Linked DNA regions of Homo sapiens: all the other regions are linked to region 4. A link is a loop called in an ENCODE intact Hi-C map of the cell type or tissue named here. Cell type or tissue: PC-9. All regions are shown on one strand.

Region 1 (8,000 bases), 280 kb before region 4:
CTGTTTGTTTAGATTATCAGTGGGGTTTGCATTTGTGAAATCTAAGCCATTTTCACCTTATGATTGTATGTGTTTGAAAAAGTATTTGTGTTGTTAACACTTGTTATACTTGTTAATTTTTATGAACAAGTGTAGCGTACTTGTTAATTGTCTTTATTTACAAATGGCAGAGAAAACAAAGTGGATAGTTGAGAGACTGTCATTGGATTATAGTAATTTAGTAAGGGAAAGAGTTCTTTGAGAAAAGACCTGGGGGGAAGATACATGGATTTGATTGAATTTTTTCCTAGGGTGCCTAGGCAGTGAATACTTTTTAGCCATCTTTACTCAGTATGCTTTTAAATGTGTCACGGTGTGATTGAGCCAAGTTCCGTCTGTCTGGTTTTTTTTTTTCCTTGAAAGTTACAAAAATGGTATCATTCTCTAGGAAATCATGTTAAAAAAAAATCCCACGTTCCCGTCCCAGAATAACCTGGTGTTTCACAGTACATAGTGGTAGGATCTTTTTATTTCCTTGAAACAACTTGTTATCAAATTAAGATAATTTCCTGCTCTGTGGTAGGGAGACTGCTGTTTATTGACCCAGTCCTTCCTCCTCACCACACAATTGAAGAACCTGGTTTGAAGTGTAAACCTAAAAAACATGTGATCCCCCCATACCGTTTTTTTTTTTTTTTTTTTTTTTTTTTTTAAGACAGGAGGAGGACTGTGGGAGTGGTTATCAGTAGATCTGTGCAGAAGGGTTGGCCCTGCAGACTGGGTCTGGTGTAGAATGTGCCCTGTGGGAGCTGCCTCCAGGCCTGTGGCTGGGTGTGTTAATCAGTGCTGGACTTCATACAGAAAAGTCGATGCTGTTTTCTTTTCTTTTTCTTTTTTTTAAATTTGGTAGAGATATGATCTCACCATGTTGTCCAGGCTGGTCAACATGATCCAATCCTCCTGCCTTGGCCTCCCAAAGTGCTGGGATTACAGGTGTGAGCCACTGTGCCTGGCCAATGCTGTTTTCTTTGTAGCTGAATTGTTCATTGGCTGCAAAGCTATAGAGGGTGGGTCAAGATAATTAGATGTTTGGAAAATAGTTAAGAGGGGGATTGGCTTCCACCCCATTCTTTGATTTTTTTTCTCTTTGAAGAAAGAGGGGGGGCTCAAGGGACACTGACCTTGGAGGCAGGAGCCTTGGGGTTTGTCCTGTGCCCGTCATTGACCGGGATCGCTTCCTTTTCTGTAAATCAAGGTCATGGGCGCAGCTGACTTGCCAAGGCTGTTGCCAGCTCTGCGCTGCCTTCTGAGGAACTTGATGGTTTGCTTCCTGTGAAAACTTGATGGTTTGCTTTAAGGTATCACTAGATACCTTGGGGTGATATCTAATCACACCAATGAAGAGATTGGGTATTTGTTTTTCCCAAATCCCTAAGTGCTGATTTCTCCAGGGCAGTACACAACCTCTTATCTTTAGCACTCACTTTGACTTGCATAAGTTTCCTGGCTTGGATGATAAGCTATATGGTCACCCTGCTTATTCAGAGAAAGGTTCATAGTGTTCTTTAATGACTATTCTAATACATGAAAACCATTTTTTGTGACTTGAGACATAATTGATGTACAATAAACTGCAGTATTTAAGGTGTACAGTTTGATAGTTTTTATACACACACACTTTCTCTCTCTCTCTCTCATAATTACACTGAAGCTGTCACCATAGTCAGGATAACATTTCCATCACCCTGAGAATTTCCTTGTAATCCTTCCTTCTCTGCCTCTTCACAGGCAAACATGGATGGATTTGTTTTCTGTCATTGTAGATTACTCTGCATTTTAAAAAGAATGCTATATAAATTGAGTAATGCAGCATGTACTACTTTTTTTTTTAATGTCTGGCTTCTTTCACTCAGCATAATGGTTTTGAGATTTTTCATGTTACGAATATCAGTAGTCCATTGTATGCATATTCCAGCATTTGTCTATTCTATTGGTGGGCATTTAGGTAGTTTCTAGTTTTGGGTTATTACTAATAAAACTATGAACATTTGTATACAAGTCTTTTGTGTGGACATATTTTCATTTCTCTTGGGTAAACACCTTGAAGTGGAATCGCTGGATCATATAGTAGGTATATGTTTAACTTCTTAAGAGGCTGCTAAACTGTTTTCTGAAGTGGTGATCCAATTTTATATTCCCACCAGCAGTGTATAGAGAGTTCCAGTTGCTCCACATCCTCACCAACACTTGGTGTGATCAGTCTTTTTAATTTTATGTGTCCTAATAGTTATGTAGTGTTACCCCATTGTGGCTTTAATTTCCATTTCCCTGATGACTAATGATGTCAACATCTTTTCATGTGTTTGTTGGTCATTTGTATGTCTTTTGTGAAATGTGTGCTAGGACATTTATCCATTTTTTTAATTGGGTTCTTATTGAGTTGTAAGACTTCTTTATGTATTTTGGATGTAAGTCCTTTGTCTGATACATGTGTTGTGAATGTTTTTCTCAGTCTGTGGCTTGTGTTTTCTTTAATGACACTTTTAGAACAGAAGTCTTTCTTTTTGGTGAAATTCAACTTATCAGTTTTTTAAATGGCTCATTCTTCTAGTATTCTATCCAGAAAACCCTTGTCTACCTCGGCTTGCAAAGATTTTCTTCTATAAGTTTTGTAGTTTTAGGTTTTACAGTTGGGATTATTATTGATGTTCTTCCCCCGACCCCCATATGGATATTCAGTTTTTGAGGCAGCGTTTATTGAAGATACATTCCATTCCTCATTTAATTACCTTTGCTGCCTTTTTTCAAAAGTCAATTAACCTTTTATTTTTGAGTCTCTTTCCAGATTTTCTATTTTGTTTTATTGAACTATATTATGTCTGCCTTTACTGAAATAATTCTACACTTTGTTGATTACTGTAGTTTTATAGGAAGTGTTGAAATTAGAGTCATCTTTGTTCTTTTCTAACATAGCTTTATTCTAAGTACTTAGCATTTTCATATAAATTTTAATATTAGTTTGTCAATTTCTATAAGTGAGGCCTGCTAGAATTTTGTTTGAGATTGTGTTAAATCTGTAGATCAATTTGGGGAGAATTGCTATCTTAATAACATTGAATCTTTAATGATGTTGAGTTTTCCAGTACATTAACACGATCTCTCTCTCTTTATTTAGGTGCTTTAAATTTATCTCAGCAGTGCTTTGTAGTTTTCAGTGTAGATGTCTTTAACGTCTTTTGTTAGATTCATTTCAATGTAATTTATGTTTTTATTTTTATTAACTAAATGGAATTTATAAACATTTTATATCTGTTTGCTGCTAATATATAAGAATACAGTGGATTTTGTGACCTTGCAAAATACTGCTTGTTTAATTCTAGTAGTCATTGTGTAGATTCCCTAGAAAGTTCTATATAAAGTTGTATCATTTGCAAATAGGGACAGCTTTACTTCTTCCTTTCTGACTCACATGCCTTTTATTTATTTTTCTTGCTTCATTGCAAAGGCTAAGATTCCAGTACAGTGTTGAATAGGAGTAGCGAAGGCAGGAATCCTTCCACCTTTTCCAGTCTTAACATGAAACAGTTCGGTTTTCATCATTAAATGTGATGTTAGCTGTAGGCTTTTTGTAGGTATCCTTTATCAGTTTGAGGATGTTCTTTACTTGATCGCTGACAGTTTTAATTATTAATGGGTGTTGAATTTTGTCAAATGCTTTTCTGCATTTATTGAAGTGAACACATGGTTTTTTTCTCCTTTATATTATTAAAAGGGCAAATTAAATTGGTTGATTTTCAAATTTAAGACAACTTTTCATTCTTGGGTTAAACCCTATTTGCTCATAATATGTTTTTTATTTATTGTTGGATTCAATTTGCCATTATTTTGTTAAGGATTGTTGCACCAATATTCATGAAGGTATTGATCTGTAATTTATTTCTCTCCCTTTCTTCCCTCATTTCTTCCTTTCTGCCTTTGTCAGGTTTTGGTACTTTAAAAAATAGAGAGTCAGGCCAGATGTGGTGGCTCACGTCCGTAATCCCTGCATTTTGGGAGGCCGAAGCAGGTGGATCACTTGAGGCTAGGAGTTCAAGACTGGCCTGGCCAACATGGTGAAACCTCATCCCTACTAAAAATACATATATATGTAGTGAGTCAGTGTTACCCCGCCTCTGTTTTCTGATAAAGTTTGTGTAAGCTTGGTGTTCTTTCTGAAATATTTGCTAGAGTTTACCAGTGAAATGATGTAGGTATGCAGTTTTTTTGGGGTAAAGTTTTTGATAATACCCTGTGATTTTTTTTTTTTAATGTTCAGATTTTTTGTTTCTTGTGTCTGCAGTGACATTTTCTGCATTCTCTTCCTTTTCCCTCTGATTTATGTCTGTTGGATGGAGAAGTAGAAACTTTATGAGAGAAGGGATATCATGGGGCTTGTTGATCTGTTTTCATCCCAGCGCCCCCGAACCATGCCTGGCACCAAATAGCCACACTGTAAATGCCTGTGGGGTTAATTGATTTGTTGTTGCTGTATCTCTATTCCTTGGCACCTCTGGGAAGCATTTTTGTCTCCCCCCGTCCACATGGGACCGTGTCGTCACTGTGCTGTGACGGGAGCTGGCTGAGTCAGGCTGGCAGGCTGTGGCTGCCCTGCATGCCGTGCCCTCCCACGGTGGCTCTTCAAATTCTTGGCTATGTGCCCAGCACTGGTACACAGACCCTCTGAGTCAGGGCTTGCCAATGGAAAAAATATTTTCAACCTTTTTTGGTCTTTTAAAATATTAAAACCTATAGTTGGAATTACTTCTTTTCATTTTTACAATGTACTTGAAGTATCAGAGGAATAAGGAAAGCCATTGTAAGCTTGGTTAGTGGAAAGGGATAAACCACCTCTGAGCATCCAAATAAAATTAGGAAGCGGGGGTTCTAGATGAGGGAGGACAATTCCAGGAGGCTCTTGACCTTGTATATGATTCCCTGACTGGGAATGTGGTCTGAGATGCCCTTTCCTGGACAGATTACAAATGACAGCCCCTGGAGCAAACACATGAATCAGCCAGGGAGTTAAAAAAGAACAGGGTAGTTTGGACTGGGCCTCTCTCTTTCAGGACATGACTGCTGTGGCTACAGACTGCATTCAGGTCCCCAGCATCTGGAAGGAGTCTGTGCCCACTTATCCTTTGCATCCTAAGGGGACTGGGTCTTTGTGCACCAGCAGCAGCCGTAGAGGTTGGGCTTGGGAATCAGGGGCTCCCTTATCAAAGCTGGGAAACTTAGAACAACAGCTGTGCCGCTCATGGACCTGTAGTCTCTCCTGTTAAGCAGAGTGCTGAGTTCATGTGATAGCAAACACAGCTCTGCCAGACCACAGGGTCACCAGGCAGGCACTCCATCCCTCCCTCCAGGGGGAGACCACGGCATGCCTTGGATGAGGTGACTTGGCCAACTGTCTTGTGGCCCCAGCTCCTGACATTACAATGTGATGACTGTGACACTTGGAAGAGAAATGTCTCAGGTATCGTGGTCCTGGGTCCTGTGGTACAGGACCTTGTCTCTGCGGTCCTGTACTTTTGCTTCACAATTAGAAGAATTGAAAGCTTCAGGTTGTTTCAGGTATGTTTTTTCAAGAAGTGCAATAGTAGTGTGTTTATAGATGTTTTCCTTAGAGTTAGTTTTGGGGGAGAGAAGATGACTGCCCTTCCATCCTGCAGGTGGATTGGCTGGGGAATGAGGCCATCTCTTTTCAGAGTGAGCAGTGAACCATTTTTGTCTGTACACTGACCTGGGGCTGATTTGGCATCCTGACCTTCCAGTCTGAGGGAGTTGGTAAGGGGCTGGAAGGGCCCATTCTTTGTGTGTGTGGGTATTTTTTAGAGACGGGGTCTTGCTGTGTTGCCTGGGCCGGTCTGGAGATCCTGAGTTCAAGCAATCCTCTTGCCTTGGCCTTCCGAGTAGCTGAGACTACAGGTACATGCTGGACCCACACTTTGGACTCTGTCCCTGCTGGCCTAGTTCTTTGCCAAGAGCAAAACTTGAGAGCACCCTCACACAGGTAACAGTTAGACCTTGTCAGGAGACATGGCTGTTTTCCCAGACAGCTGAGCTTTCAGACTAAAGCACAGAAAAGTTGGAGGACATGGGACTCCTTAGCCCACAAAAGAAACTCTATTTTAATTTTCCATGTGAAATAGGAGTAGGGTACGTTAGGGTAGGGCATCTTGGTTATGAGATGCCTGCAGCAAGTGCCATCAGGGTGGCTGCCAGCTGAGTCATCTCCCTCAAAGAGCTTTCCTGGAACCACTCTCCCCGGTGATGTCAGCTCCTTCACCTCCATTGCTGTCTCTAGCTGCAGGGGTGGTTGGAGACCCAGTATTTTAGCTAGGCCCTGCCAGAGGCCATTGGGATAGCAGGTCAATGGATGAAGGAGGTTGTATAGGCAAATGGGAGTAATTATCTCTGATCTTGATTTTTGTAGGAAATAGGCGTAGATTAAGGCATAGATAAATTTGAAAAGGCATAGATACATTAATTAATTAATTAGAGATGAGGTTTCACTCTGTCGCCCTGTCTGAAGTGCAATGGCGTGATCAAGGTTCATTGCAGCTTTGACCTCCTGGGCTCAAGTGATTCCCGCACCTTAGCCTACTGAGTAGCTGGGACCACAGGCAGGCACCACCATTCCCAGCTAATTTATAAATTTTTTTTGTAGAAACAGGGTCTCACTGTGTTGCCCAGGCTGGTCTTGAACACCTGGGCTCAAGGGATCCTCCTGCTTTGGCCTCCCAAAGCACTGATTGGCAGGCATGAGCTGCTGCGCCCAACCAGGCATAGATAAATTTAAAGACACCTTTTACTGTAGACAATTTGGAAAATAGAGAAAACCAGAGGGAAAAGAAAAAAAAGAATCTCTCAGTCCTACCACTTGATGTGTGAACCTCCAGTTTTCCCGGCTGCTTGTGTCCTGCCTTTTTTAAACACAATACGATGACATCAGTATGTCCCCCTTTCCCTCATTTATGTTTTATTGTGGTAGAATACTGTTTTATTGTGGTAGAATACACATAACATAAAATTTAGCATCTTAACCATTTTTAAGAGTACAGTATAAATATGCCCTTTTATAAATTACTTGTTTTTCCCTCCTCGTGTGGCTTTGTTTTCTGTGTGGTAGCCATTCTGTGGTTTACTTAACCACTCTAAGTATTGAACACACAAACAGGCTTGAATCAATTCATTTGAAAAGGTGTGGACAAGACTTTGTCCTAAGGGTGACACCTGGCCCAGCCAGCAGATGTGATTGTTCTGCCTTGGCCACCTTGCTCTGGGAAATTGTATTGCTTAGTCAGGTTGACCTTCAGTGACCAAAAAAGTGGATGGTAGTGTCAAGGGCTTCGGGTAGCTTATGAAACTCTTTTTCCTTCTCATCTTGTTACTTTCCTCTTGATACTTACTTGTTAACTACAGTGTTACTATAGACGCCTTTGGGTATATGCAGATTTACCATTAGTTAATCCCAGAGAAAAATGGATAAATTATGACAGCGTGGTGGCTGTCAGACTTAAGAATGCCAAAGCATTCCCGTTTCTCTCCCTCCACCCCATCCCTTCCAGACTTACTACCAGGGACCTTTGGTTTGCCTTTCCTTGTCACCAGGACTCCGAGGTCTTTCAGCTCCTTGTTTCTTCTGTTCAGTAGCTGAAGGATGCAGGTACTCTGCCCTCCTGCTGTGGTTTGTTTCTCTAGCGAGAAGTCCAGCAGCCCAGCTACTGAAAGCCAAGGTCACTAACGCAGGATGCAGTCAGCCCAGGAGGAGCACAGCCCTGGACATGAAGCTTCTGGTCTTACTTCTCCCACCTTCCTGCTACGGTGTGCATTGCAGCCGCAAGCTCTGCCTTGGAATTGCTTACTGTGTCTTAGTTCCTGTGTGCATTTTTTTATTTTTTATTTTTTTGAGACAGTCTTGCTCTGTCATCCAGGCTGGAGTGCAGTTGTGCGATCACAGCTCATTGCAACCTCTGCCTCCT
Region 2 (8,000 bases), 340 kb before region 4:
GTGGCTCATGCCTGTAATCCCAGGACTTTGGGAGGCCGAGGCGGGCGGATCATGAGGTCAGGAGTTCAAGACCAGCCTGGCCAACATGGAGAAACCCCGTTTCTACTAAAAATACAAAAAATTAGCTGGGCATAGTGACAGGTGCCTGTAATCGCAGCTACTCAGGAGGCTGAGGCAGGAGAATCGCTGGAACCCAAGAGGTGGAGGTTGTAGTGAGCCCAGACTGTGCCATTGCATTCCAGCCTGGGCAACAGAGCGAGACTCCATCTCAAAAAGAAAAAAAAAAAGAAATTTTCATTGAGAGACTTGCACATTCACATGCAGTTGTAAGGGGTAATACGGAGAGACCCCAGGAACGCTTTACCCAACTTCCTCCAGTGGCAACATCATGTAAAGCTACAGTACAATATCCCAGCGGGGTATCGACGTGGGTCCAGTCTGCTCATCTGACTGAGATCTCCACAACTGGATTTGTACTAGTGTGTGTATTCAGTTCTCTGCAATTTTGTCACATGTGTGGTTAATTCCTTTTTAGGGTGTCTGTTTTCCTACTCCTTTAACATTTAAAAAACCTTTCTTCCTTCCAGTTTCATTTCACAGGACTGAGTCGCATTTACTGATCTTTGAGGAGTAGGGCAGGTGCGGGGTGGGAGTTGGGGACATTTGGAAATGTGTATGGTGGTTTTTGGTTTTCACATGCTTGGGGACCAGAAGCTCTATGTCACATGCAGTGGAGAAATGTGCTGCTCCAAATGACAATCATGACCCTAGTTCAGGGTAAAAATTGGATGATTCCCATGTTTTCAAGTTTCCCTTTTATATTCTCCAATGTGAAGTGGTTCTTTCTGACAGGAGTTGCGCCTCTTCACTGACGTGTCACAAAGAAGAATTAGGTTGGACGTGAAGTGTGTTATTACTGCCATCTTGATATGCCCTCAAGGTGGGGTAGACTCAGGGAGCAGGCTGTCGTTAGAGATGATTCATAGTGTGACTCATTCAATAAAGAGGCACCGGAGGGAATGTGCTCTTCCAGGCCACCGCTTTGGGGGAGTTGATGTCTCAGCCCTTCCTGAGATCTCCAGGGGAACAGCGCTGTGCGCTCACCAGGAGAACAAAAAAGCTGCTTCATCATCAAAGAACATTTATGCCAGTTTTCTTTGCTTTAAGAATATAATTCTTACCAAGCCTAATCCTCTTTTTTTAAAATACACTTTTTATTTTGAGTAGTTTTAGATCTACAGAAAAGTTGCAAAGATGTTATACTGAGGTCCCCCACACCCAAAACCCCCTATTATTAACCCTTACATGAGTAGGGTACATTTGCCACACTGAGTGACTCAAATGTTGTTTCCAGTAAAATATACTTATTTCTTTCCAACTTTTATTTTAGGTCCAGGGGGTACATGTGCAGGTTTTTTACATGGGTAAATTGCATGTCATGGCGGTTTGGTGTACAGATAGATACTTTTGTCACCCAAGTAATCAGCACAATAATCCCCGATAGGTAGTTCTTCAATCCTCACCCTCCTCCTACCCGGGAATCAATATTGATGCATTATTATTAAACTAAAGCCCCATACTTAATTCTGATGTCCTCAGCTTTTACCTAATGTCCTTTTTCTGTTCTGGGATCCCATCTAGGAACCCACGTGACGTTTAGTCATCATGTCTCCTTGGCTCCTCTTGTCTGTGACAATCTCAGTACTTTCTGGTAATTGCAGATTTCCTCCTCTCCAGCCACGGTTTCTGCTTCTTAACCGTCACGTTCATGCCCTTGCCTCCTTGACTCTAAAATGATGAGTTCTGGGGCCTGGATGTCCCCTGAGCTCCTAACAGGTGTAGGCAACAGCATTTATTATTATTATTATTATTATTATTATTTTTGAGACGGAGTCTCGCTCTGTTGCCCAGGCTGGAGTGCAGTGACACAATCTCGGCTCACTGCAACCTCTGTCTCCGGGGTTCAAGTGATTCTCCTGCCTCAGCCTCCCGAGTAGCTGGAACTACAAGCGCCCGCCACCACGCCAGGCTAATTTTTTGTATTTTTAGTAGAGACGTGGTTTCACCGTGTTAGCCAGGATGGTCTCGATCTCCTGACCTCGTGATCCGCCTGCCTCAGCCTCCCAAAGTGCTGGGATTACAGGCGTGAGCCACCGCGCCCGGCCGGCAACAGCATTTTAATGGCCTCCCTATTTCTAGTCTTCTCTCCTATGGATCATTCTCTGCCCAGACACATGAGTTCCTCTGCTTTCCCAAACCCCCTTGCCAGCTCCAGTGCCCACGGGACTGAAGTCCTTGCCTCAGAGCAGGGCCGGGAGGCTACTCTGCATCCTGGCGCCGCTGCTCACCTCCCTGCCTCCCGCACCCGCCTTGCTACCGGCTTCACCAAAATCCCTCGTCACCCGCTCTGCTCACCTGGTAGGGGTAGTCTCCCCGTTTTTGCGTTTTCCTGGGAAACTCCCTTCATATCTGACCTCTCCATTCCAATCCCAAACCCTGCTCAGGTCACCCGGCTCCCCCGCGGAATGAAGGAATGAACTGTTTCTTCCCCTGTGCGTCCCCGCCCCTCCTCCGCCTTGCACACTCCTCCAGGGTTTTGCCTCTGTGTATCACTCCACATGTAGTTAATTGATAGAAAAGTCCCAACCCTGTGGGGAGGCTGGAGCCCTTTGTGCCTGCATGAGTTCCCTAGGGCTGCCAGAGCACTGCACCATAGGCCGGGCGGCTTCCACCACAGGAATTGACGCTCTCGGTTCTGGTGGCTGGAAGTGCGAGATCACGGTGTCGGCAGGGGGAGTTCCATCGGAGGCCTTTCTCCTTGGCTTGTAGATGCCATCTTCTCCCTGTGTCTTCACATGGGCTGCCCTCTGTGTGTGTCTGTGTCCTCATCTCCTCTTTTTATGAGGACGCCAGTCATACCGGATTAGGGATCACCCCTGTGACCTCATTTTAACTTCATTACCTTTTTAAAAACCTTAACTCCAAATGCAGTCACATGCTGAGGTACTGGGGGTTAGGACTTCAACATATGAATTACGGGAGGACACAGTTCAGCATGCGACTGTGCTGCAGAACTTTCTGGGGGGACGGGGGAAGTGTTTTATATTTGTGCTATCCAGCGTGGCAGCTGCTAAGCCACATGCGGCTACTGAGTCCCTGAAATGTGGCTCCTGTGGCTGAGGAACGGAATGCTGAATTCTAACTAATTGAAATTTAAGTAGCCACATGTGGCTAGTGGCTATAGTACCCTGGGGCACCATGGGGCCTTCGGCCTGTCCCGGACTGTTCCTGCCTTAGGCCTTGTCCTCCTCTGTCCTGGCCGTGAGCCCATGCCCCTGGCCGTGTCCCCATGCCAGATGCCACTCTGCAGCCCCAGGTCACTGCCCAGGGCGGCGCGGCCAGCGAATGCCTATTGGCAGGCGAGGTCTCTAGCGGCAGCCCTTTGACAGGGAGAGGGCACACCTGGGCAGTCCCTTACTGATTTGCCCCTCAGAGCAGGGCAGACAGATGGACAGCATTTCCTCTGGGTGGCACCAAGCCCTGCTCCACCTGGATGGCACCAAAAACTTAGCTGATCTCATCTCCAGCTTCGCTTCCTCCTCTTCTGCCCAGAGCAGCGCTGGACCCCACCCGCCCACCATCCAGCAGCCCCCCTGGGAAACATGGGACTCGTTCTGGTCACCTCTGTCTCCCTCCAGTCGCTGGTCACTCCCCACCTGGATCTCAGTCCACGTCTCTATCTCTCAGCCCCTCGGTAATCCAGGGCGTCCACCTGCCCTGATAACTTCAAAGCCCGGATCACAGGCCCCAGCGTGGTGACCCAGCCCCGCCCAGGGTTAAATCCCTCAAGGGCTTCCTGCTGCCTTCCATCCCCTTATCTGGTTTCCAAAGCCCGCTTCGACCTGCCCGCCCCGAGGCTCATATCTTAATGCCATTTTCCTTGCTCTAAGCACCAGCTTCCCTTTCTTCCCCCGTCTTCGCCCAACACTCGTTCTTTCTTGCCTCCAGGCCTTTGCACAAATCTGGTCTCTGCCTAGAACATGGTTCCCTCTCTAGTCACAACTCCTGCTCACATTTTCCATCTCTCCTTAAGAACCGTTTTCTCCAGGAAGCCTTCCCAGATGGAGCGGTGCATCCCAGCTCTGGCGTCCCGAGGCCCGTCCCAGTACCGGGGTCTCTTTCCAGCACGCGCGCGCGCATTCGAGCTCGCCCCAAACTCGGCCACACAAGGCTGGGCAGGACAGACACAGCCCCAGCCTGCCTGAGGTTACCTACATTCTGATGCGGAAGAGTAGAGATGTTTTAAGAAGTGAATATAGAAACAAGAACACAAACGGCGTTCCAGAAATAACACACAGAAGCCACGGCCCGGAGAGGTGGGCGGGGGGCCCGGGACGCTTCAGGTGGGGGCGGGGAGGGGCCGCGCGGCGCCGTCTGCAGCTGCGCGCATGGCCGGCAGGGGGCGCGGCGGGGAGAGGCGGGAGGCCGCCCCCACCGCCCCCGGCCCGGCCCGCCCTCGGCCCCGCCCCTCCCGCCGGCCCCGCCCCGCCCCCGCCCGCGGTGCGCGCGCTGGCCCGGCAGCATGGCGGCGGCGGCGGGCGCCCCTCCGCCGGGTCCCCCGCAACCGCCTCCGCCGCCGCCGCCCGAGGAGTCGTCCGACAGCGAGCCCGAGGCGGAGCCCGGCTCCCCACAGAAGCTCATCCGCAAGGTGTCCACGTCGGGTCAGATCCGACAGAAGGTGAGCCCGCGGCGCGGCGGCCCGGGCGCGCGCCCCTCACGCCGCGGCAGCCCCGGCCGAGGCCCGTGGCCCTGCCCGAGCGGCCGCCCAGGCCCGGCTCGGCCCGGCCCGGGGTCCCGCGGGCGTCACCGCCCCTGTCGAGCGTGCCCCGCCGCTGTAACGGGCCGGCGCCCCGGGCGGAGCGCGCGGCCCCCGACGGACGGCGGGCGGCTGTGGGGCCGGGCGGGGGGCGCGCAGGTGGGCGCCCCGGGCGCCGCGCGCTGGGCGGGGGGCGCGCGCCGAGTTGGGCCGCGAGGACCCGGAGGAAACTGAGGCCTAGATGCAGGGGACTGCGCTCGTGCCACCGAGCGGGTCCCACGCGGGGGCTCCCGGCTGCGCCCCGCGGGCGTCCGCGGTCCCCAAACCCCGGTTCTGCACGTTTCTCAGGAGCGGTCGGGTGGTGTCCCGCGAGTGCCCTGCAGACTTCCCTGTGGTGCCCTCAGAAGTCCGCTCGGACCCGGGTGCGAGGGATCACCCCTTCACCCCTTCATCCCAAAAGGGAAGGAAGGGATGCGCGTTCAGTGACCGTCTCTCTCAGCAAAGCCGGGACCGCGCACCCGCTTGGCACCCAACTCTCCACGGAGAACTCCTGACGCTAAATGTTAGATAAAGACGCACGTCCTTTTTGCAGGAGGAAAGTTGCACCGTTTGTTTTCCCATTGTGCTTCCTATTGAAAACAGCTTACGGTTTTTGCTCCAGGTGAGCCCGCCCGGTTAGAACACTGCTTCCTCAGGCAGGTGGCTGGACAGGTGGCTGCGAGCAGGCTGGGTCCCTGGGGCAGCTCTGGCAGATCCGGTTGGCACGGACTTTCTCCTCCTGCTGCAGTGCGCTTTTCCTCCGGGGCGGATTAGGTTCAGCCGTTCCCTTCACCGTGGGAGCCTTCTCTTCTGTCAGCCTTTGATACCTGCGATGGGGGAACCTGAGGTCCTAACATGTTACAAACAGGTTTGTTGTGAAGTGCTCCAGTTATTCAGCAAATAGGTACCGAACACCTGCTTTGTTCCGGGTATAACAGTAGCAGTAGTGATGATAATGATAGCAATAGCAAATAACAATTCTTTAATAAGCCTTCTATGTGCCAGGCACTTTCTTGGGTTAGCTTTACAGCACTTGACATGGTTAGTTTATTAGTACTGGTGAGAACCCAATAAGTTGGATGCTATCATCTCCGTCTTTTGGAATTGGAATAGAAATAGAATCAAGGTTAAATGACTTGCCCAGGGTGTCACAGGTCGTAAATGTGGATGTGTGTTGGAACCATGGTCAGGACCGTAAGATGGAAGGCAGTTTCTACACCTAGGGATTCTCAGTCTAGTTGGGAGATGGACGCCTGTGCACCTGACATGACAACATTGTAAGTGCCGCGGAAACTCGGGGCAGAGACCTGCCCTGGGGAGGCAGGAGTGGTTTCCTTTAAGGTGAGATCTTGAGGGATAAAGAATTCACCAGGCTAAGTGGGTAAGAAATGGCCTTCTACATATTTGAACCTTGCGTCTAGAGCTTTAGGCACAACTGCGAAATGATCAGAAGTTGGGCCAGAGGTGGATCACGTTGATTAGACTTATTAGTTGGAAGGGTTGGTTAGGGCTGAATTTCGAAGGGGTGGTCCTTTGAGGGGTTTGCTTTTTGGCCTTGGGCAAGAGGTGGCCACAGAGGATTGTTCAAAGTATGGGGGTGATGGATCAGATGTGCTTTTGGGAAGATCTCCACATAGCCCTAAATGATACTGATAGGAGTTGCTTTCTCCTGTTGCCCAGGCAAGGTACTGACCAGTGTGGGGTAGATCATGTGATTTACAAGGTTGATTAAGATCAAGATTGTGTTGAGAGAGATTTGATTCCTGGGAGATTCCAGTGTTTAGAATTTTGTTGGTTAGGAGGTGTTTTTGCTTTCCTTCTTTTTTCTCCTAAAACAATAGCTGCTATACCAGCTGTTCTGGTTGAGGAGGAGTGATGGGTAGACTGTTAAAAATACACCCCGAGGACTTAGAGTTTCTGAATACAGTCACATCTGCTGTACAGATAGCTTAAGGCTGATTTTTCTTCTGAGTTGTTAAGAGATTGTCAGAATGTGGGAATGCGAGGTTGACTGTATGTAATAGCTCCATTTTTTTTTTTTCCAGCAGATAAGCCATTCACAAAATTCCTCTGGTATCTATGGTACATAATAGAAACATCAAAAATGGTATGGGGTAGCAGTCTGAGTCTAAAAAGAAAAACAGAACTCACCTTAAGTATTTGGAACAGAAGGAATGTAATCTAGGGGAGTGGTCACACAGGTGATGTGAGAACTGAGAATGCAGGCTGCAATGAGGCAAGCCGGAGATGAGGCAACAAGCAGGAAACTGCTGCCACCCCTAAGTTGGAGGGTGAAGGAAGGAGATGGCATTTCAGACTCCAGGGACAGCTGTCACCCACCAAAAACTGGGGTCACAAGGGGTCCATCTGGCAGTGGCTGGAGCCTTGCAAGGGCACAGCTGCTGCTGCGGATGTACTGTTCCCCTCCTGCCTGGGAACCCTGGCCTTGCTGGGGTCACCTCCTCCACAACTTGGACTGGAGCAGAAGGACAAAGAATGGATCTGAGGACAAGCTGGCCCAGGACCAGAACTGTATGTATGTCAGGCTTTTAAAATATTAGTCTAGTGCAAGTCAGAGCTGTCTTAATGAAGAGAAAAACAAAAGAGAATGTCTTAGGGCAGTGCTCCTCAAATTTTAATGTGCAGACACATCTCCTAGGGATCCTGTTAAAATGATGATTATGGTTGAGTAGGTCTAGGGTGGGTGGGGCCTTAGAATGTGCATTTCTTTTTCTTTCTTTCTTTCTTTTTTTTTTTTTTTTTTGAGACAAGGTCTCACTTTGTCACCCAGGCTGGAGTGCAGTGGTGCGATCTCAGCTACGGCAACCTTTGCCTCCTGGGCTTAAGTGATTTTCCTGCCTCAGCCTCCCAAGTAGCTGGGACTACAGGCAAATGCCACCATGCTGGCTAATTTTTGTATTTTGTTGTAGAGATGGAGTTTCCCCATGTTCCCCAGGCTGGTCTCAAACTCCTGAGCTCAAGTAATACACCCACCTCAGCCTCCCAAAGTGCTGGGATTATAAGCTTGAGCCAATGCACCTGGCAGAATATGCATTTCTAACAAGCTCCCAGAAGATGCTGATGCTGCTGGTCCATGGACCAGACTTTGAAAAACAAGACCTTATGGCACACATGTAAAGAGAAG
Region 3 (8,000 bases), 140 kb after region 4:
CATACCAGTGAGGTTTTGGCACTCAGAATACTAGGCCATTAGTAATTCTCCTGAAAGTGAAATTCATGTTTTTTGTGCCTTTCTGTTCAGATGCAGGTGGGCGTGGCTCTTGCATTTGGCAGTGGCTGTTATGTTACCTGAAAAAATAAATGACGAATTTATATATATACGTAACACTTATCTAGCATTCCCCCCATATTTCCTTATTAAATCCCCACACAGACCCTGAGGCAGGTACTAGCATCACCCGCTTTTTATAGAGAGGAAACGGAGGCTCTCAGAGCCCCTCCCCTCCTGTCCACAGAGCCACCAATCTGCATTACCTCTCCTCCCACGTCCCACCTTGCTGCTGAGAAATGAGCCCGCCCTGGGGATAACTGCCCAATGTCCTCCCTTCCAGTTCATGAGCGGCCCAGTTCTGTACCAGGAGAAGCTGCTGAAGCCGGCAGCTTTGCTGCTGGAGAAGGGTGCCGACCAGGAGGAAGACGAGGCCCTGCGGGTGCTGTCCCTGCGCGCCCTCGGCAACATGGCCCTGGGCGCCCCCAAGAAGGTACTGTGCCTGGCCCTGGGCCCAGGTCCCGGGAGCTGAGGGTGCAGGCCGGGTGCCCTGGTCAGCCTGGGAGGGAGGGTGCAGGCTGAGGGCTGCCCATGCCCCTCCAGGTGAAGCAGTACCGGAAGGTCTTGCTGGAGAAGTGCCTGGGCCCCCTGAGGGAGCCCGTGAGCAACAGCGTGACTGCCGAGGGCATGGAGGCCCTGACCAAGATCCTGGCTGAGCTCCGGGAAGGGGATGTGGGGTCCTCTTTCGACGCCATGTCTGAGCAGTGCAGGATCTTCTTCGACAACGTGAGTCCGATGAGAGCCTCCCTGAGCTTGCTCAGTGAAGGAGGGGCACTTCTCAGACCCTAAGGAAGAGATGGGCTCTAGAGCAGAAAAGAGCCGAGGCTCCTGCTGGGTGTCAGTTTAGCGACTGGCTGATCACGGGATCTTGTGAAGTAAAAGGTATTCTTCTAAGTTCCAGAGAATCAGTGCTGTCAAGTGACGGCTCCTGGGCCTCTGCAGCCCTGCTAGGAGGGAAGGGTCTCCCCCTTTTATTCCTTGCAGCTACAAATACCCCCAGGGCACCTGTGTCACCCTGGGCCTCTGCTAGGCAGGGCTGTGCACTCAGATCCTGCACAAGCCCTCACCCAGGGAAGAGGCGGGCACAAAGACCAGAGCAATGCCCAGCCCCTTGAGGGCTACGTGATCCCTGCCAAAGGAGAGACTACACCCTGACGGAATGATCCAGAAGGCTCTGCAGGGACCAAGGCATTGGGTATTCCTTGGAGAATGGCTGGGGTTTTGCTGGGCTTCCTGCTGCCTGCATGTCAGCCTGTGTCCATCCTGGCCACAGGAGAGCGAGCTGCTGCGTCTGAAAGCCTTCATCCTCTTTGGAAAGCTGGCAAGGGTGGTCGGGATGTCCAAGAAGCATTTCTTCAAAGGGGAGGTGAAGAAGGCCTGGATCCCCCTCATGCTGCACTCCCAGGACCCCTGCTCCAATGCAGCCCAAGTAAGATACATCCTGGGCTTTGTGTCCCAGTCTGGGGCCCGCTGTTCCCCGAGGAAACAGGTCCTTGGGTCTGCTGGCTCGGTGAGCTGCAAGCTTTTCTCTGCCTCAGTTGGTTTTCTCTGAGATCCCAGAGGCCACAGCCTGCTCCCTGCTGTCCTCCATCCCTCACACAGGCTGAGGAGAGAGGCCATCCGAGATGACCTGCAAAGCCACCTCACTAAGCAGTCTCAGCCCCGTGTCGGGGGACATGGTGTGGTGGCTGCCTATAGCCCTCCTCTGCCCAAACCCTTTCTTCTAGCAGATTCTGTAACTGGCAGGTCACTTTTGAGTATTAGGACTCAAAATACCCCAAAGTGGTCTTGTCCACTGCCTGCAGGCCCATGTTGGGATGGGAGCGGGCCTGGCTTCTCCCTCTCCACAGCCCAGCTCCTCTGTTGCTTTGGGGCAGGAGGAGAGGGAGAGACAGATTTGTTAGTAAATGTGCCTTCTCATTTGAGTTGCTGCCTCTCAGGCTAACCCCGGCTGGCTGGGGACCTCAGGATCCTCACTCCCTGCATGGCCCATGACCTTGACCGCCCTCTTCTCTCCCTAGTCTCTGCTTACAGACTTGGGGGGTGGGGTCAGGAAGTGGGGAGGTGGCTGATTTGGGGAGGTTCTGCCCCCGCCTAGTAAGCCTTGGGACGCAGCTGGCCTAACATGAAAGAAATGCAATGGTCATTTTCAGCAGGTGCCTTGGACTCCAGCTCTGGGGTCACAGGACAAGTACTGTCACTATGAGGGCAGCAGTTTCCAGGTGGGGTGGAGCGGGTGGCCCAGATGGCCTGGGTGGCCCAGGTGGGATGGCCCAGGTGGCCCAGGTGGGATGGCCCTGGTGGCCCAGGTGGGATGGCCCAGGTGGCCCTTACAGGCAGTGAGGGGGATTGAGATGCACACTCCCTAGACCTGGGCTTTGCACTCACCACCCCAGCTTCTGGACTTTGCCACATCCCTCTGCCACACCATCCCTGGCCACCCTGGGCACAAGGTGTCACTGCCCAGAGGCTCCTTTTCCTTGCCAGTCCTCACCACCCTCTGTCTTCAGCCCACACTGTTCTTCCATGTTTTATCGACAACTGTCCAGTGGGGTGGGGGGGCTTCAGGGAAGGAACCAGGGTGCACCCAGCAATGGTGACCGAGAGTGAGGAAAGGGCTACCGAGACAGAAGCATTTTGTCTTCCTGCCCTGCCGTCTCCAGAAGCTGTGGCCAGCAGGCTTGGTCACAGGCAGATGCTGGTGGACTGGGCCTGGGAGGTGAGGACACGTGCCCAGTCTTGCCTGCTCAAGCCCGGCTCCCGCCTCTGATCCCATGGAGGGCTGGGTCCCAGGCAGGGCTGCTGAGGGCACGAAGGTGCTGGCTGAGGGGGCGGGTGGGGCTGCATCTGCCCCCAAGGGGCTTTCTATAAATGTACCTGCAGCCATGTTCAAGCTGGCAGGGGCCCAGGTCCCAGGTGGCCTCCCAGGAGCCACCAGCCCTGCCTTTCTTTGGCTTGGTGAGGCTTTTCTGGGGCTGCCCTCTGGCTTCCTGCCAGCCTCACCCCTCTGGGGAACCACGTGGCCTGGCTGATGGCTCTGCTGCCGTCCTGTGTCCCTGCAGGCCTGTATGGCTACCATGTTTCAGTGTGTGCACTTCTGGGGCTGGAAGTCCCTGGAGCATCCCTCAGGGCCAAGTGATACCGCTACTGATGACAAGATGACCGTTTTCCAGACAACCATGTGCTCCATCCTGGTGAGGAAGCCAAAGGGGGAACCAGCCCGTCCCAGGTGGCCACACGCTGGCTTGGAGCTGGGGGGTCGAGATTGCCACAGCTCTTTCTTGGGGCCCTATGTTTACCTTCCACACATGCCATGTCGAGACCGGCACTGTGCAGCAGAAATAGAAGGCAAGTCATGTGCCTATTTCAGCTGTCTGATGTTTCTTTTAGTAGGCACATCCAGAAAAGTGCAGAGGTGAAACTAATTTTCATGTATTTTATTTCACTCAAATAACTAAAACATGATCATTTCAACATGTAATCAGTATAAAAACTATTATTGTGATATTTTACAATTTTTGGGGTACCATCTTAAAACCCAGGGGGCACTTTACCTTAATTCAGACCAGCCACACTTGAAGTGCTGCAGGGTTACACATGGCTTGTGGCTACCATGTTGGACAGCACAGGTTCTCTGGTCAGATGGGATATGAAAAATATAACTGGTGGCCAGTGGTCCTTCACTTGCCAGCTACTCACCTGCTGTGTGACGCTGGGATGGGCGCTTGCCCTCTCTGATGCATCTTGGTGATGGGAACACGCTTGATGAATGACAGCCCATTGTCAGGGTCTCATCCTCCAAAGCTGTGTGTATCACTTACTTTTTGCAGACTCGGAAAAAGCCGGCTGTTCTCTACCGCTTCTTGCTAGAAACAATGGCCTATGTTAAAAATAACTTGTCAAGAATCAGAATCGCTGCTTGCAACTTGGCAGGTGAGCAGAGAGACGTCTCCTGACTCAAGATAGACTTTGAAGGCCCTCTAGTCCACCCCGGCACTCGGGGGAAGGGTGGATCATGAGTGGGAGGCATGTGGCAAGCTGAGACCAGAGCTCAGGTCTAAGCCCTGCACTGTGCTTTCTATCCCGTTTTGATTTTGGCTTCCTCCCTGCCAACGTGGGCTCAACAAAATCTTTCATCAATGCTCTCATAACGTAAAGTAAGTAAACCACAGGACGACTTGCCTGCTGACCTAATACTCGCGTGATGAGCATTTCTTTGGCTATTGTTTTAGGAATTATTATGAAGCAGATGTCTACACATTATCTGAAAAAGCTGGACTTCCCAGCATTACGGAATTGTGAGTAGTGGAGAGTGTTAGATGTTGAGTCCACGACTCACCAACTCACTAGGGGAGCTTAGAGAAACTGCTTCAAGGGAAGAGCCAGAGGACCCTTTGCTGTGGGGTTTCGGGGGGGTGGGAGTGCAACCAGGGCAGAGAGATGCACCTGGGGAGGCCTTTCCAGGACGACAGCTATTGATGGGTGGAGTCCCTTTCATTCCCTGGGCTGTTTCTCCCATTCATAGCTTCTTATGAAATGCTTTTGGCCTGATGCTGCTATCAGGTTCTGTGGGTGATTTCTGTCCCTGTTAGGGTGGTTACTGAAGCCCTGAGAGCTATGATGTGTGTTGAAACAGCTCCACCTGCAGTCCTCTGCTTTCCCACACAGGAGTTTCCCCGTCTGCCCCTGCCCACCTTCTGCGGCCCTTGCCTGCCATCACTGCCCAGGGCATGCAGCATGTGGTCCTGACTGGGCGGGGCCTGAACCTTCCCTCTTTGTGTTCTCTCTCAGCCCTCCAGGAACTACAGCTGGACCCGGATCCCGGGGTCAGGAGGGCAGCCCTGGAGACGCTCACAGTCTTGGATAGCTGTAGTCAGCATGGGTTTCTGGCTTCACCCCAAGGAATGTCCTAGGTGGTCCAAACATAAGACGTAAACTGTCTTCTTAGTGCCAAATGCAAGCCCTTTTTAATTTAGTTTGTAAGAAGTTTAGTTTGTAGGAAAAACACTATTGTAAAATAACTAGTATCCTTTTGTTTCCTTCCGTTGAAATAAACCTCCACTGTCGTTGGAGTAGACTTGTGACTGTAAGGTGGTGACAGCCCAGAACCAAGACAATGAGGCAAAGGGAACTTTGGCCTTAATGAGCCACTTCATTTCCGATTTCCCCCCAAGTACGTTTGTCTGACAGCCCACTGGCCCAAAGGGTCGGAAACTAGCTTTGTGTCTTCACTCGGAGTTCATCCACACGCATGCTGACAGCGTGCCTAAGGCCAGGCACTGTGCCAAGCGGTGAGGGGAGGCCTAGAGTGTCCCATCTGTCTCCAGGGACTCTTCTTTTTTTTTTTTTTTTTTTTTTGAGATGGAGTCTTGCCCTGTCGCCCAGGCTGGAGTGTAGTGGCGCAATCTCGGCTCATTGCAACCTCCACCTCCTGGGTTCAAGTGATTCTCCTGCCTCAGCCCAGGTGCGCAGCACCACGCCCAGCTAATTTTTGTATTTTTAGTAGAGATGGGGTTTCACCATGTTGGCCAGGCTGGTCTCAAACTCCTGACCTCGTGATCCACCCACCTTGGCCTTCCAAAGTGTTGGGATTACAGGCGTGAGCCACCGTGCCAGGCCAGGACACTTCTTAAAGGGAAAGGCACCTAACCACAACACACATCAGAGGGAGGACTGCAGCCAGGGTGCAAGTGCTACAGTGGCACAGGAGGGTGGGTGTGCAAGTCTGGAGACAATCCAGAAAGGCCGCATGGAGGAACTGACATTTATTCCAGGCCCTTCCCTTTGCGACTTAAAGTTACCAAAGTTAAGTTTGGACTGTTGCAACTGGAGCCCAGTGAGGCCTGGAACAGAATTTGGCTGCTGGTCAAAAAGGAGAAATTAGCCCCATGTCTAAGAACATGTAGGGGAAGAGAGGGGCAGTGTGGGGAAGGCTTTTGCTATGCTCAGGCCATCAGAATAGTCTAGGTGTCCCCAGAGCAGGTAAACCAGGACTTCCAAACTGTTCCCAGTCCAACTGCCAAAGGAATTCACCATCCGGGGTCCCATCAACAGGAGAGAGCTGCTATGCTGTCCAAAATCCAACCCGTGCTAAAGCCTTCTCTGGAACAGTGGTCTTCAAACTGTTTTGTGGAGCAAATGGTGACTTGATTTCCTGCCCAGTGATAAAGAGTATTGCTGCTAAACAAGCTTGAACACCACTGATGCAGTGGGGAGAGTGCACCATTCGATAGAGTACAAGGAGGCAGCTGTACATCTGTACAATTGGCTCTCCTTCCATGCCTGTGCAGAAACATTTCCAGATGGTTTATAGACCTAAATGGAGAGAGCAAAATTTAAGACAGTACAGTATTTTTTTTATCCTGAGAGTATGGTAGTTTTTCTTTTAAAAGTAACAGCAGAAGCCAGAAAAAAGGAGGAAGTTATCTGCCTTAGTATGTTTAGCGTTGCTAAAACAGAATACCCAAGGCTGGGTAATTTATACAGAAAAGGTTTGTTTAGCTCCTAATTCTGGTGGCTGGAAAGTCCAAGAGCATGATGTTGGCATCTGCTTGGTTTCTGGTGAGGGCCTTGTGCTATCTCGAGACACAGTGGAAAAGCAGAAAGGTGAGTGGGCAGGTGCAAAGGCAACCCGCTCTCACAGAGAGTGAGAACTCACTCCTTCAAGAGGGCATTCATCTATTCATGGGGTGTCCACTCCCATGACCCAAAAACCTGCCACTAGGCCCCCACCCCCTAACAATTACATGTGCAATTAAATTTCAAGACAAATGGCATCCGAACCATAGCATTGTGTTAAAATGTAACTTCCATACAATAAAATAACACAAAGTTAAATGACAAATGATAGATGATAGAAGTTAAAAACTGGATTGTTTCATATCATTGGATCCAGAATACATCCAAATCAGGAAGAGGCAAATATAAAACCAGTGTCCTGAGGACATTTAAAAAACCAGGACTCCCAGGAAGACATGCTCAACAAGTCATCAAGAGAAAGCAAACTGTGAAGCAACACATCTTACACCTGCCAGAGCTCAGACTGGCAGCAACTGGCAGCGATAATGTGGGGAAAAGGTACCTCTTATATTGTGGGACATTGGGCAAACTGGGGCAGCCATTTGGGAGAGCAATTTGGCAATAACTATGGAAGTTCAAGGCACACCCATCCGTGACCTGTAATTTGCCTCTAGGTGTGTGTGTGCCACAGATAGTTGACAGTTATGCACAAGGATCACGGGTGGATTTTGCACCCGTCCGCAGACATCCAGGACAATAAACCACCTAGAGAACTCAAAGTGAGATGCCCACATCTATCAGCTCTTGTCATATTCAGTCTCTTGATGAAACAAAACTGTAGCATATGTACAGTATTAATTTACTCATATAGTTTGAAACAGAGAGACTATACCATATATAGTTTATGGGGCCCTTATTGGCAGATCTGTAAGTTGGCAAGACCCATGCCCAGATCCTTCCACCTCACCTTCCTCCACTGGATGACAGAACACCGGCCTTTCTGGCAGCCAGGCCTGGCCCGGGCAGCAAGGTTTCAGCTGTCTGCTGGGTGTGGGGGAAGGAGAGGCACAAGCAGTTCTGGGTTGCAGTGATGGTTTTCCTGAAGAGGAAAGGGTGGGTCGCGTTGTCCTTTAGGAAGCAGCAGGCCTGAGGGAAGGCTCTAGATCTGTAGGGGCCATTCTGGCCCTGGCTGAGCCTGAGCCAGCATTACACTGCCGGCCTGTTCTTTGAGGAAATGAGCCGTCTGTGAGGTCTGCAGCACCTGGCGAGGTTCTCGGCTCTCAGCAGCGTGCACCCTCCTTACTGACTCACAGGCTATGGATTGAATTATGATTAAGTCCTAGCCCCTGGCATGATGGTATTGG
Region 4 (8,000 bases):
GAAAAAATTAGAAAAATATTTGTGACCTTGGATTTGGAAATGGTTTCTGAGATTTTTTTTTTTCTTGTACCAAAAGTACAAGAAACTAAAACAAGAAAAACAAGAGATAAATCTGACTTTATCAAAATGTTTTTATACAAAAGCTTTTGTATATCAAAGGATACTATCAAGAGAATGAAAAGACAACTCGTGTGGGCGCCCTTATTAAGGTGTGCAGATAAACACACGCATGCTTGACATGGAGGCTCTCCCATGAAACATCCTATTTTTTCCTTTCCTATGAAACTTTCTGAACAGGTGAGCCCAGGTGGAGCCTCCACCTGCGTTAGAACCTAACCTTTCCGTGGCTTTCTGAAATCCCTGGTTTCAGAAGTTAGTGTGGATTACTGCTGCTTTCTTTGACTGTCTCTCTCTCTCCTTCAATCTATCTTGATAATGTGATATCAAACATGATACACTACCTCTTTGGCCCACTCAGGATATTCTGGTGGTGCCCTCTGGCCTGCACCCTCCCACCGGCTATGAAGGTCAACCTCTTGCCTTCCCTAGCCTCACTGGCTTTATTTTATGCAACACTCCAACTCTCCTCTTTCCACCTCCCCTGTTACTTTTCCCTACCTATTTTATTCCTCTTTTCTATCTCCTTCCCCACCTATGTCTTTCCTTTCTGTCACTTTTTCTGCATGATTCCTGCCCCAGAGGGGTCAACAAGAAAGGGCATCCCACTGGCTGACTCATGCAGGGAAGCTGTCAGTAATTAATTAGCAAGGCAGGGAAGTTGTACCCCAAGTCTTGGTTTCAACACTAGAGGACTTTAGGAGGTGGTTCAATGTAGTGTTTGAGCACGCGGACCCTGGAGTCCTCCAAGCCTGATTTCATAAGTACTTCAGCTGTGACACTTGCGTAAACTTGGGTAAAAACTCAGCGTTATCTAGATTAAATATGATAATACATGCAGATGACTGGCATGTGGATATGAATCAGCAATACCCGTAATTGGGTGGGTGATATGCATTTTCCAGCACAATTATCTCCAACCTCCACAAGATTAATGATCTTAACCATGCATTCAGACTCTCTTCAGAACAACATGGTGAGATATCAATGTTGTCTTCTTGATGCAAGTTTCCCTTGAATGATTTAAACTTCAGATGGGTGGACTGTCTCCTTAGGGAGAATTTGCAAATTAAATATAATAAAAGCTAACATATATTGGAGGCTTACCGTGTACCAGGTGCTACCCTAAGTATTTACATGGAAGCTGGCATTATTGGCAGACCTATTTTTCAGATGATGAAACTGAGGCACAGAGGGGTTGAGTGACTTGCCCAAGGTTATGCCTCAAGTAAGTGGGGGAGCCAGAATTCAAGACCATACATTCTTTGTAAAAAAAAAAAAAAAAAAAAAAAAGGAAAGAAAAAAAGGCTGAGTGTGGTGGCTCACACATGTAATCACAGCACTTTAGGAGGCCAAGGCAGGAAGATCACTTAAGCCCAGGAGTTTGAGACCAGCCTGGACAACATAGGGAGACACTGTCTCTACAAAAAATGTTTTAAAAATTAGCTGGGCCTGGTGGCATATGCCTGTGGTCCCAGCTACTCAGGAGGCTGAGGTGGGAGGATCTCCTGTAAACCCAGGAGGTTAAGGCTGCAGTAAGCCATGACTATTCCACTCCACTCCAGCCTGGGTGATAGACTAAGACCTTGTCTCAAAATAAATAAATCAATAAATACATGAATAAATAAAATTTAAAAATTGATATGTAATTCATGTATCGTAAAATTCAGTGGTTTTCTGTGTGCTCCCAGATACAATCAACCATCACCAATATCTAATTCCAGATCATTTTCCTCACTCCAAAAAGAAACCCCATGCCCACTGGCAGTCACTCCTTATTTCTCCCCCTTCTTCTACCCCTCAGCACTAATTTACTTTCTGTCTGTATGGATTTGCCTATTCTGGGCATTTCATGGAAATGGAAGCCTTTATGACCGGCTTCTTTCACTTAGTTTTGTGGCTTATCCATGTTGTAGCATGAATCAGTATTTCATTCCTTTACATGGCCGAATATTCCATTGTATGGATTTACCGCATTTTTTTTATCCATTCATCAGTTGGTGGACATTTGGGTTGTTTCCCATTTTCAGCCATGAAAAATAATGTTGTTGTGAACATTTGTATACGATAAACCCTGATGTTCTAATTTTCGAGCCCATGTGCCTAACCTCTATACCTGACTGCCTCCCTGTGTTGACAGGAAACTTCTTGGGAAATGTCCTATCTCCATCCTTTTGGGAATGTCACATGCAGTGAAATGCGCCTAGAGTGGGTTTGACTTACATCACATGGTCTCTAATCCCTCAGCAAACATGAGTTCATCTTGTTTTGGTTGGTGTTACAGAATAACACCCTCAGCAAACATGAGTTCGTCTTGTTTTTGTTGGTGTTACAGAATAACATGCAGCTGGCTCTTTTTTAAAAAATTTAATATTAAACGTCCTTCATTGAACAAATATCTGTTGAGAGTCTTTGAGTGACTGGGATATGGCCATAATCAAATGAACATGGCTTTGCCATTCTAATGGAGAGGAAGGCATTGATTAGCTACAAACTGTGAAACATACTTTGAAAGAAAAGGATGTAAAGAGAGCTGATCATAGGGGGCCTTGCAGGATAAGGAGTGGCAATCTTGGGAGAAGTTGGGGGGATGGTGTGCCAAGCAGGGAAGATGGCAGGTGCAGCATGAAGCCAAATGTTTGGAATCATAGCATGTTCTTTCCCTTCATCCCTATGTCCCAGGGTCTCTTTACTTCATAAACATGGCCAAGTGGAAATCCTACTTTATGTCTCTTCTGTATAATCCCTTTGTCATGGCTTAACTTAGTGGCCTGTGCCCCTCCCCACTGCTCCTGGAACCACAACCCACATTGTTACAAGCCCCTGAAGGAAGTTATAAACACCTTATCTTCTACTAGGACAGGTGCCCCTGGAACTGTCTGGCTGGGCAAGCCATACTTACCTGCACTTCCCTATTCCATCTGTGAGTGATTCAGACTTGACTATTGTTATCATACTAAACTAAACTGGGGTTCACTCACCCAGCACAGTAAGACCAAACATCTACACTGAGATTTGCAATGGGAGAAAGGAAGGCATTTATGTGCAGGGCACAAAGCAAGGAGTGTTAGGAGGCTTATACTTGAGACCCAATCTCTCTAATGGCTTGCAAGTAAAGGTTTTTAAGAGCAAGGATACATTTTAGGAAAACAGAAGTTACAAGAAGAAATCGCAAATCAATACGCAGAGGTTACACATTGGTTTGGTCATGAGAAGTGAGGGCTTGCAGGTCATAGGTGAATTCAGAGATTTTCTGATTTGCAATTAGCTAAGGAAGAGAAGCTTGGTTTAAAATTCGGGGTTAGCAGAAAAGAATGTTTGCTCTTGCTCATGAGTGTGACTTCCTCCAAGAACAAAGAATGGCTGTCAGAGTTCAGTCGTTATTTCCCCTTATCTGAGGTCTGCCTGCCAAAGAATCCATTTGGTGGGAGTCCAGGTTTCTGAAAAACAACTCGGGGACATATGTTATGATGTGATCTGTAGTTTCTATAGGAAACCAAACATCTCTGGACTCTAACTTTCTTGGATATTGTTTTAGGCTACTATTACCTTCTTGCTTATCAAGTGCCTTATTTATTTCTCAGGGCCAGGTAGGTGCCTGGAATTTCCTTCGAAAGAACCCAAGATTTTCCTTTATTTCCATGCTTGGAGGAACCCACAGGCCCCTAAAAGGGATTCTCACTTCATCTCACCATTTTGGACCTTCCTCAAGATCTGGGCCCAGAGCATTCTGACTTCTGCAGCCCCACCTCACAGCCTATCAAATAGATTAAATTGCTCCTGCATCTTATGTCACATATGTCTTTGTAACTTGGTGAGCTAATCTGTAGTGGATTCATTGACATGTAGTTATGTTTTTATAGCCATTTCATAAAATATTCATAAATTCAATGTTTGCCATTTTAGTATTCTAGATTCAGCAAATTTCTTATTTTAAGTCTCAAACATTTTGCAGGTCCTTTGAAATCTTGCAGGTGGGTCCTGGCTCCATTACTTATGGGTCGTAGGTCATACAAGGGTCTGAAAGAGTTAGCACCTTAGAAGCAAACCTCTCCATAGGGTCCACGTTTCCAGACCTTCCTATTCCCAACATGAAATTACCTTCATGCACATCTTTGGGTCTCTCCTCTATTCAAAATGCCAGCTATCCTCCATTTACTTTTTGGGAAATCTGCTCTTGCCAACAGAGATTTGTTTTATCTTAGGATCTACTTCTTTCACCCCACTGGAATATGTCCCAAGCCTGAGTCATTCAGCCTGCAGCAATCCCTGAGAAAAAAAAAAAATCGGCCTTTGCCTGGACACTCAAGTGATACCTGAGGACACCTTGACTCCTACAGCACCAACCAGGGCAGGCCTGGGTCTCCAGCGGAGCTACTCTTTAGGGATCGTCATTATGACGAACAGACATGCCAGATTCCTCTGGCTAGTGTCCAGTGCAGACATACACACACACACACATACACACACACACACACACACACACCATTCTTAGTACAGTCAAAGCTCACAGGAGAAAGAAAAATGTTTTCTAATACCTTCTTAATTTGCAAGAAGGTGTTAGGAATTCAAGGGATGGTATGCATAGTGATGTTAGTTTCATTTCTTCAGCTCCTTCCTCCAACTCATGTTCTGTAGGGACTTCTGGGACTAAGAACAGGACCCACATATGAGCAACAGGATTTTCAGAGCAAGGCTGTGGTTGGAAGGGCTCAGACCAACGTCCACAGCAGAGTGGAGGTCTAGTATAAAGAATGTGAAGTTTGTAGCATCTCTTGATCCCGCTATTCCTACATGCTTGCTTAAGCCATTCTTCCTCTAGATGAACTGTTCTTTGAAGGAAACCTGCCTAATGTCTGCCTGCTCAAGAAGGTGGACCTGAGCTCTGTTCCCTTTGCAACCTTCCTGGAGTCTTATTGCTATCTAGATGAACTCAAAGCAAGATGCTGCCGCCCCCATGACTTTGATCATTGTAAGCTGCCAATCCTCTTGGGAGGCTGCTCCCAGCTTGGACTGAGCTGAGTCTTCGCATGCCTTGAACAATGAATTTGCATCCTGGTTATGTTCCCCATGGGGGCCAGCCCTGTCCTTGGAGTGGCCCCTCTAATCATGTTGCTCAGGCTTCTTCTCCCTTCCTGGGCCCCAGAACACCTCCGGTGCCAAACTTGTGGGTGGGAACAGGAACTCGCGTGCCAGCCAGGTGTGCATGACTAGCTCTGGGCAAGTCTGTTCTAGTAATTCAAGGTACCACCTCTCACTGGGACAGCCTAGTTTCTACACAGGTCTTGCTCTGGGACCGCCCTCAGCAGTGTGGTTAGCAGGCAGGGCCAGTGTGACCCTCCCTTTCTGGGCCTCAGTTGAGAAACCTGAAGCTCAGGAGAGGAGTCACTCCCCTGGCAGATGGGTGGCTGGGCCAGAAGCAGATACCAGGCTTTCTGACTCCTGCTCTAGGATTCTCACCACGTACTGGCTAGACTTATACTTCTCAAATCTTAATTTCCTAAAGGCAAGTAACAGTTTGAATGTTGTTATATTGTGATGTATAATAAGAAATATATGTTTGTCTTTGTTTCCTGGACACAGCTCCTGAAACCATAAGTGGTGGGAGCGATAAACGTGAACAAAGAATCTTTTGTTATTCAAAACAGATCCCTTTCGATCACACCTAAGTTTATGTAAAGGAGATGTAAAGTCTCTAAGGATGAGGGCTAGTTGCCAGGGAACAAAACCCTTGCGATTAGAGGGAAGAAAGGAGAGAGAGATTGAAGATTGATTTGATCACCGATGGGCAACAATCTAATCAATCATGCCTACTATGTATGGAAGCCTACATAAAAACTCAGAAGGGCAGGGTTCAGAGAGCTTTCAGGTTGCTGAAGGTGTGGAGGGTGGGGCACCCAGAGATGGCAGATGGGGCTCCATGGCCATACCCCCATATCTTGTTCTTTGTACTTTTTCCTCTGGCTATTCATCCGTATTGTTTGCAATATCCTTTGTAATAAACCAAACCTAGTAAATAAACTGTTTTCTTCAGTTCTGTGAGCCATTCTAGCAAATGATTGACTCCAAGAAAGAGGGTGTGTGAACCTCTGATTTTTGCCAAGTCAGACAGAAGTTGTGGGTAACCTGGGGACCTACTACTTGCAATTGGTGTCTGAAGTGAGGGCAGTCTTGTAGGACTGAGCCCTTAACCTGTGGGGTCCGTGCTAACTCAGAATTCAGTTCAGAATGGAATTGAATTGTAGGATACCCAGCTGGTGTTAGAGAATAGGTCCGTGTGCAAGAAAAATTCCCGCACATCATGGACATAACAGACAACGTCAATGATGAGGAATCCAGCAAGTTCGGGATAGAGAATTGGCAGGGGGTCCTCAGGGGTCTCTCCAAGTCATCTTCAAAGTGTTGCTATAACTTTTCAGAGAGGGAGAAGCAGACTTGTGGAGCTGAAGAGAAACACCCAGAAGCTCAGGTGAAAGCTGACACGGCCATAGTTGGTTCATATTAACCATGTGATTAAAATGGTTAAATATTAATTTGGGTTCTTACATATCAAAGGGTAAAATTCAGAGCAAGGGAGAGGTAGACAGGACCTGTGAAAAGCAGTGGTTAGTTTAGGGAAAATACCTAGGAGCCCTGTGATTTGGAGAGTGAAAACTCTTTATTACCGTTGTTACTTTAACTCTTTCCAGGATGGCCTGCCTCCTTCGCTCATTTCAGAGAATTTCTGCAGGGGTTTTCTTCTTAGCACTTTGGGGCATGGTTGTAGGTGACAAGCTGCTGGTGGTCCCTCAGGACGGAAGCCACTGGCTTAGTATGAAGGATATAGTTGAGGTTCTCAGTGACCGGGGTCATGAGATTGTAGTGGTGGTGCCTGAAGTTAATTTGCTTTTGAAAGAATCCAAATACTACACAAGAAAAATCTATCCAGTGCCGTATGACCAAGAAGAGCTGAAGAACCGTTACCAATCATTTGGAAACAATCACTTTGCTGAGCGATCATTCCTAACTGCTCCTCAGACAGAGTACAGGAATAACATGATTGTTATTGGCCTGTACTTCATCAACTGCCAGAGCCTCCTGCAGGACAGGGACACCCTGAACTTCTTTAAGGAGAGCAAGTTTGATGCTCTTTTCACAGACCCAGCCTTACCCTGTGGGGTGATCCTGGCTGAGTATTTGGGCCTACCATCTGTGTACCTCTTCAGGGGTTTTCCGTGTTCCCTGGAGCATACATTCAGCAGAAGCCCAGACCCTGTGTCCTACATTCCCAGGTGCTACACAAAGTTTTCAGACCACATGACTTTTTCCCAACGAGTGGCCAACTTCCTTGTTAATTTGTTGGAGCCCTATCTATTTTATTGTCTGTTTTCAAAGTATGAAGAACTCGCATCAGCTGTCCTCAAGAGAGATGTGGATATAATCACCTTATATCAGAAGGTCTCTGTTTGGCTGTTAAGATATGACTTTGTGCTTGAATATCCTAGGCCGGTCATGCCCAACATGGTCTTCATTGGAGGTATCAACTGTAAGAAGAGGAAAGACTTGTCTCAGGTTGGTGGGTTTATTTCTTTTGGACTGCCTTGTTTCTTCCAGGCTCTGTCCTCCCTCACTCATTTGGCTCCTTGAGCCGACTGTCCCTTGGAGGATTTCCTGGAGAAACGGTGGGGGGAAGTGATACCCGGCTCGGAGCAGCGGGAACACATAGGAGACCTGAGGCTGAAGTGATACAGAGGCATTCGGATGAAGACAGGGCTCATGCTTGGCAAGAGTAGGAGATTTGCTTAGTTGGATAATCTGGGACAGTCACATACTCATTGAATGAGCCTTAGAAATGTCCCAGTTCAAACAGAGGTGAAGGCTTGACTAAGGGAACAGGTCCAGGT

The links. Hi-C counts contacts between places; a loop is a spot of excess contacts. Peaks named below come from ENCODE experiments on the same cell type or tissue, not always from the same donor. Only the 100,000 strongest peaks of a DNase experiment are listed, where the experiment ranks them.
Region 1: it touches region 4 in a loop (3.0-fold over the local background); 2 of 110 quality-filtered maps call a loop at or near these places.
Region 2: a loop joins it to region 4, with 5 times the contacts of the local background. A loop is called at or near these places in 2 of 110 quality-filtered maps.
Region 3: it touches region 4 in a loop (4-fold over the local background); 2 of 110 quality-filtered maps call a loop at or near these places.

The regions. Positions count from the first base shown.
Region 1 is chr2:233,409,126-233,417,125 of GRCh38, forward strand. The region is part of intron 3 of DGKD (diacylglycerol kinase delta); the gene reads left to right. Among named protein-coding and RNA genes, the nearest start is that of DGKD, 59 kb to the left of the region's middle. In PC-9, no CTCF peak of the experiment used is centred here; DNase peaks (open chromatin) are centred at 4,146, 4,626, 5,416, 6,236 and 1 weaker place; H3K4me3 peaks cover 770 bases; H3K27ac peaks cover 3,961 bases.
Region 2 is chr2:233,349,937-233,357,936 of GRCh38, forward strand. It overlaps DGKD (diacylglycerol kinase delta), which reads left to right and starts at 4,558. Exons shown (of 30, transcript NM_152879.3): 1 at 4,558-4,738. The coding sequence starts at 4,583. RefSeq lists enhancers at 4,008-4,067, 4,208-4,257 and a silencer at 4,508-4,747. In PC-9, CTCF peaks have their summits at 884, 4,272 and 4,476 (motif pointing right); DNase peaks (open chromatin) are centred at 985, 3,865 and 7,055; H3K4me3 peaks cover 3,950 bases; H3K27ac peaks cover 4,671 bases.
Region 3 is chr2:233,828,230-233,836,229 of GRCh38, forward strand. It overlaps MROH2A (maestro heat like repeat family member 2A), which reads left to right. Exons shown (of 42, transcript NM_001394639.1): 36 at 401-550; 37 at 661-843; 38 at 1,391-1,546; 39 at 3,180-3,311; 40 at 3,948-4,050; 41 at 4,350-4,415; 42 at 4,909-5,189. The coding sequence ends at 5,030. Among named protein-coding and RNA genes, the nearest start is that of HJURP, 22 kb to the right of the region's middle. In PC-9, CTCF peaks have their summits at 4,797 (motif pointing left) and 4,999; a DNase peak (open chromatin) is centred at 4,722; H3K27ac peaks cover 736 bases.
Region 4 is chr2:233,686,198-233,694,197 of GRCh38, forward strand. All of the region lies in intron 1 of UGT1A8 (UDP glucuronosyltransferase family 1 member A8), which reads left to right. All of the region lies in intron 1 of UGT1A10 (UDP glucuronosyltransferase family 1 member A10), which reads left to right. The region is part of intron 1 of UGT1A9 (UDP glucuronosyltransferase family 1 member A9); the gene reads left to right. The region is part of intron 1 of UGT1A7 (UDP glucuronosyltransferase family 1 member A7); the gene reads left to right. It also overlaps UGT1A6 and UGT1A. RefSeq lists enhancers at 4,831-5,438, 5,439-6,045. In PC-9, no CTCF peak of the experiment used is centred here; DNase peaks (open chromatin) are centred at 3,464, 4,474, 5,394, 7,826 and 1 weaker place; H3K4me3 peaks cover 4,312 bases; H3K27ac peaks cover 5,959 bases.